2 separate regions of the Homo sapiens genome follow, and region 2 is linked to region 1. The links are chromatin loops, found by intact Hi-C in ENCODE. Cell type or tissue: PC-9. All regions are shown on one strand. Links, peaks and the distances in the headings refer to the core of each region. The heading gives the core; the rest is flanking DNA.

Evidence for each region. Peaks named below come from ENCODE experiments on the same cell type or tissue, not always from the same donor. Only the 100,000 strongest peaks of a DNase experiment are listed, where the experiment ranks them.
Region 2: it touches region 1 in a loop (10-fold over the local background); 2 of 110 quality-filtered maps call a loop at or near these places.

The regions. Positions count from the first base shown.
Region 1 is chr7:76,612,363-76,615,262 of GRCh38, forward strand. All of the region lies in intron 4 of POMZP3 (POM121 and ZP3 fusion), which reads right to left. The region is part of intron 2 of LINC03009 (long intergenic non-protein coding RNA 3009); the gene reads left to right. Among named protein-coding and RNA genes, the nearest start is that of POMZP3, 13 kb to the right of the region's middle. In PC-9, for the core only: a CTCF peak has its summit at 1,642 (motif pointing left); a DNase peak (open chromatin) is centred at 1,635; H3K27ac peaks cover 1,118 bases.
Region 2 is chr7:76,514,983-76,517,882 of GRCh38, forward strand. It overlaps UPK3B (uroplakin 3B), which reads left to right. Exons shown (of 6, transcript NM_001347684.2): 6 at 63-1,540. The coding sequence ends at 222. Among named protein-coding and RNA genes, the nearest start is that of UPK3B, 5.9 kb to the left of the region's middle. In PC-9, for the core only: a CTCF peak has its summit at 1,069; no DNase peak of the experiment used is centred there.

The sequences.
Region 1 (2,900 bases), core at 116-2,615:
TGAGACAGGGCCTGTCACCCAGGCTGGAGTACAGTGGTATGATGATGCCTCACTATAGCCTTGACCTCCTGGGCTCAAGGGATCCTCCCACCTCAGCCTCATGAGCAGCTGGAATTACGGGTACAAGCCACTACACCTGGCTAATTTTGGATTTTTTGCAGAGATGAGGTTTTGCCATGTTGCCCAAGCTGGCCTCAAACTCCTGGGCTCAAGTGATCTGTCCGCCTCAGCCTCCCAAAGTACTGGGATTACAGGTGCCAGCTATCCGTGCCTGGCCAGTCCTGGGCTTAACTCAGCATTGCTAAACCCGCGCCCATCCCCAGGTGACCGAGGTGAGTGGTAGACACCTTAATAGCTAGCAGCTTAGCTGGGTTTCTGACGCTGCCACCTGCCACTTGACTAGTTGACAAGCTACTTTTCTTCAGGGATGTAGTCACTGTATTGCCAGCTAAGGCAAGACCAAGTTGTTTCTGGGACCTGAGGTCCTTGGGCACATAAAGAAGCCTTTTGGACTTGCTTCTGTGGAGTTTCCATTTCAGACTTAAGAGGTTTTTTTTTTGTTTTTTTTTTTTGAGGTGGAGTCTTGCTGTTGCCTAGGCTGGAGTGCAATGGCACGATCTCAGCTCACTGCAACCTCTGCCTCCTAGGTTCAAGCAATTCTCCTGCCTCAGCCTCCCAAGTAGCTGGGATTACAGGCACTTGCCATAATGCCTCGCTAATTTTTTTGTATTTTTAGTAGAGACAGGGTTTCACCATCTTGGCCAGGCTGGTCTTGAACTCCTGACCTTGTGATCCACCTGCCTTGGCCTCCCAAAGTGCTGGGATTACAGGCGTGAGCCACTGCGCCCGGCCAGACTTGAGTTTGATGGCTCACTCTTTGGGCAAGCTTCCCTGGGCTTTTCTTCCTTGCACATACCTCTGCTATTAGTCAAGCCTACGTCAGTCTCCCTTCACCTGTAAGGGATATGACGACCAGAAGACTCACCAGGCTGATACCCTGACAGTCCTGGCCTCTGGGAAACGTTTACCCACCCTCGTTAGACAAGTACGAGGGAATGAACCCAATATGAGCTCCTGCTGGGAGCTGAAGGACCCCCCCCACCCAGGGAATAGTCAACTACCCTGTAAGCACTGCCCCCCTACCCTTTTTTTTTTTTTTTTTTCTGAGACGGAGTCTGTCTCTAGTCCAGGCTGGAGTACACTGTAGCCACTACCTCCGAGGTTTAAGCGATTCTCTTGCCTCAGCCTCCCAAGTAGATGGGATTATGGGTACCCACCACCACACCAGGCTAGTTTTTGTATTTGTAGTAGAGATGGGGTTTCCCCATGTTGGCCAGGCTTGTCTTGAACTCCTGGCCTCAAGTGATCCACCTGCCTTGGCCTCACAAAGTGCTGGGATTATTGGCATGAGCCACCGTACCTGGCCAAGCCTTCTCATTTTAGACTGACATTCCATCCTGCTGCTGGGGCTAGGGGCCATTCTGACAGAGCCAGGGCTCAGTCTAGCCTTGGCCCGTCCCCAGGTCAGTTTCCCTTCATATTTCAGGCAGGGCTAAAATTCCTCCCTGCTCAACCTCGGGCAGAGCATGGCAATTCTGCCACCTTGCAGCAGAAGCCTCAGAGCCACAAGCCTCAGTCACCACCTAGTGGCCGAGTACACCAGCAGAGAAACTTGAAACCATGTAAATTCAGACTTTTAGAAACAAGCCAGTTTAGCAGTTGTCCAGCTGCCCATCTTAGCCACCTGCCCTGCAAGTAAGAAGCTTCCAAGGCCCTGTTGTCTATTCCACAAAGGAAATGTACTTTCATCCTTAGCTTCTTCCTAGTATGTTTTTCTGGTGCTAACTGGAGTCTAAGATCCCAGGGCAGTTCCCCTATAGCGGCCTTTTAGAAGCAGGGTCTAGGCTGGGCGTGGTGGCTCATGCCTGTAATCCCAGCACTTTGGGAGGCTGAGGTCAGTGGATCACCTGAGGTCAGGAGTTTGAGACCAGCCTGGCCAACATGGTGAAACCCCATCTCTACTAAAAAAAAAAAAAAAATACAGAAATTAGCTGGGCATGGTGGCAGGTGCCTATAATCCCAGCTACTTGGGAGGCTGGAATGGAAGAATTGCTTGAACCTGGGAGATGGGAAGTTGCAGTGAGCTGAGATTACGCCATTGCACTCTAGCCTGGGCAACAAGAGTGACACTCCATTTCCCCCAAAAAAAAAAAAAAAAAAGAGGGGAGTGTGATAGCTCACGCCTGTAATCCCAGCACTTGCTGAGGCAGGTGGATCACCTGAGGTCAGGAGTTTAAGACCAGCCTGACCAACATAGTGAAACCCCATCTCTACTAAATATTCAAAAATTAGCCAGGCATGGTGATTGAGTGCCTATAATTCCAACTATTAGGGAGGCTGAGGCAGGAGAATGGCTTGAATAAGGAGGTGGAGGTTGCAGTGAACCGAGATCATGCCATTGCATTCCAGCCTGGGTGACAGAGCGAGACTCTGTCCAAAAAAAAAAAAAAAAAAAGTACACAGGGTCTTGCTCTGTTGAGGGCAATAGCACCATCATAGCTCACTGCAGCCTTAAACACCTGAACTCTGATCCTCCCACCTCGGCCTCCCAAGGTGCTGGGATTACAGATGTGAACCACCGTGCCCAGCCACCCTATTGCTCTGAAATAGGGTTGTTCCTTCTTTGTGCCATGGGACATAGTCTACTGAGGCATCATCAATCCTACCTTTGAAGGGGAGCCCTCCAAGGGCTCAGACTATCTTCCATTAAACAGCACTGTTCTCTGGTCTTAGTTACCCCTCCACACCCAGAGATTGAGAAACCACCTCAGTCCATACCCATGCTGACTGCTACCACCTCTGTGAAAACTTCTCCCCATCTTCTTCCCAAATGGCCACAC
Region 2 (2,900 bases), core at 125-2,624, 97 kb before region 1:
GACCCAGCACGTGCCCCATGTGGCAGGGACATATGTCTCTTCCTCCTCCTCTCCCCGCCCAGCTCCAGCCTGTGGTGGCCGGAGGAGGCCCCGGAGCAGCTGCGGATCGGCTCCTTCATGGGCAAGCGCTACATGACCCACCACATCCCACCCAGAGAGGCCGCCACACTGCCGGTGGGCTGCAAGCCTGGCCTGGACCCCCTCCCCAGCCTCAGCCCCTAGCCTGGCCTCTTTGCATGGGGCTGGGGGAGATGGGGCGCTGGGAGTGAGTGCATGGTGCTTTGTCCCAGCTCCTGCACCCACAGGCCCCCTCAGGGCTCCTTGCCTTTCCCCCCCACCAGCACACCCCGTACCCTGCCTGGAATCCCAGCACCAGCCCCCCTGCCTCTCCTCTGCCTTTCTGGTTTCTCTCCCTCTCCAAGCATCTGTAAGTTGCACTCAGGAGGGTTTAGGGGAGGGCCATGGGCAGGCTGGATACCCAGTCCCCACCTCCATCCCCACCTCTGTCTCACCTGACCTCCTGCGAGGGAGGCTGGAGACTGTGTGGACAGGCCGCCCTGACCGCAAGCTTCCAGACCCTGGGAGGAGGCCTGCAGAGGACTGTGCTTTGCCTGATGCAGGGAGCTGGGCCCATCCTGGGGCCTATGAGACCTGAGCCACCCTCCGTCCCCCATCCCACACATCAGTGGCTGGGCGGGGTGAGGATTCAGAGGCATCTCTACTGCCCCTGGGCACAGCACCTTTCTGAGAGTGGGACTCTCCATGGTCATCTGACTACCAATTCTGGCCACCACCTCCAACCCTCTTGTGCATATGGATGGCTCTAGCCCTTATCCACCCCCTCAAGCATTTATTAAGCATCTGCTGTATGCTACATACAGTGTTAGACTTGGGGCTTCAGGCATAGCCGGTCCTGACCTTGGGGAGATGCCTTCTCTAGACCTGAGACGACCACGTGTCCAGATGTGACCTGTTGCTGTCGGGGGTCTATCAGGCCCTTAGACCGTCACCCCAGTAGGCTCTCCAGGACCCAGGAGCCTCCATCACCTGGAAGGACCCTCTGTGCAAAACCTCAAGCGTCCATCTGTGCACAAGGCCGGTGGTTCCCGTCGTCGCCACTCGGGGTCGCCGGTGAGCCGCAGCCAGGCCGCCTCACGGCCAGTGTGCATGCTCGCTGCTATTCGCTGCCCCTTCTGCCTCCGAGGCGGTAGCAGATGCCACGTTGGCGGGGTCGGTGAAGGTCAGGACTCTAGGCCTCCCTCCGCCAAGCCAGAGGGATGAGCAATCACGCCTGAGAGCCCACTGCGTGCCATGCAGTCCGCACAGCCGCAGCGGTTTTCTAGATGGAGAAACTGAGGCTCAGTGACTTGCCCGCTGCACTCTGTCCACGGCCGCTGCACACGCCCCCTTGGGCTGCGCTCCCGGACCTTCTAATGTGACCACGGCTCCCGGCATGCAGGCCCTGCCAGCGGAGGGAGCCCGGTGGTGACCCTTGGTCTGCAGCCCTCTTTGGAGGTGAATAAATGCGGTCTGGAGCCCACCCTGGCCTGAATGGTGCCCCTGCTGGGACAGGAAATTTATGCCGGGAGCCCAGGGCCCTGCTCAGCTTCTGCCCCATGGGGTTACCCTGAGCCTGTCCCTTGATTGCTGTCCCGGCTTGTACTTTGAGGTGCCCCCATCTCCTAGGAAAATCCACACATGTGTTTCAGGGCCAGGTATGTGGTTTAGGTAGTGCTCCCTCCCAAGCAAGCCCTTGAGCCCCTCATCTCTGGAGGCTTCTCCTCCATGCTGCCTGCACCCCCACCAGCCACCAGAACCCCTTCAGGTATAGACAGAAACAGATTCAGTCAAATTCCTTGGTGTCCCAGGTGACGTCTGGCCAGGGGAGCCAGCCCCTTTAAGTTACACTATTGCATGGCTCACACCCGGAATCCTAGCACTTTGAGAGGCTCAGGCAGAAGGATTACTTGACCCCAGGAGTTCCAGACCAGCTGGGGCAACAACATAGTGAGACTCTATCTCTACTAAAAATGAAAAAAAAGATTAGCCAGGGGTGGTGGTGTGCACCTCTAGTCCCAGCTACTCGGGAGGCTGAGGCAGGAGGATCACCTGAGCCCAGGAGTTTAAGGCTGCAGTGAGCCGTGATCGTGCCACCGCACTCCAGCCTGGACAATAGAGTGAGACCCTGTCTTGAACGAACAGGCCAGGCGCAGTGGCTCACACCTGTAATCCCAGGACTTTGGGAGGCTGAGGTGGGCAGATCACTTAAGGTCAGGAGTTAGAGACCAGCCTGGCCAATGTGGCAAAACCCTGTCTCTACCAAAAATACAAAAATTAGCAGGGCATGGTGGTGGGGGCCTGGAATCCCAGCTACTCGGGAGGCTGAAGCAGGAGAATCACTTGAACCCAGAAGGTGGAGGTTGCAGTGAGCCAAGGTCTTGCCACTGCCCTCCAGTTTGGGTGACAGAGCAAGACTCCGTCTCCAAAACAAAACAAAACACACAAACAAACAAAAAAACCCCACCACGGTGGAGCCCAGGTCCCTCTGCCTGGAACTGAGAGAGAGTTAACAGACGGGCTTGGTGTCTCATGCCTGTAATCCCAACTTTGGGAGGCCAGGGCAGGCGGATTACTTGAGGTCAGGGGTTTGAGAGCAGCCTGGCCAACATGGTGAAACCCTGTCTCTGCTAAAAATACAAAAATTAGCCTGGTGTGGTGGTGGGTGCCTGTAATCTCAGCTACTTGGCAGGCTGAGGCAGGAGAATCACTTGAACCTGGGAAACGGAGGTTGCAGTGAGCCGAGATCGTGCCACTGCACTCCAGCTTGGACGACAGAGCGAGACTCCAACTCAAAAAAAAAAAAAAAAAAAAGATAGAGTTAAAAGACCACCTCCCTGTCA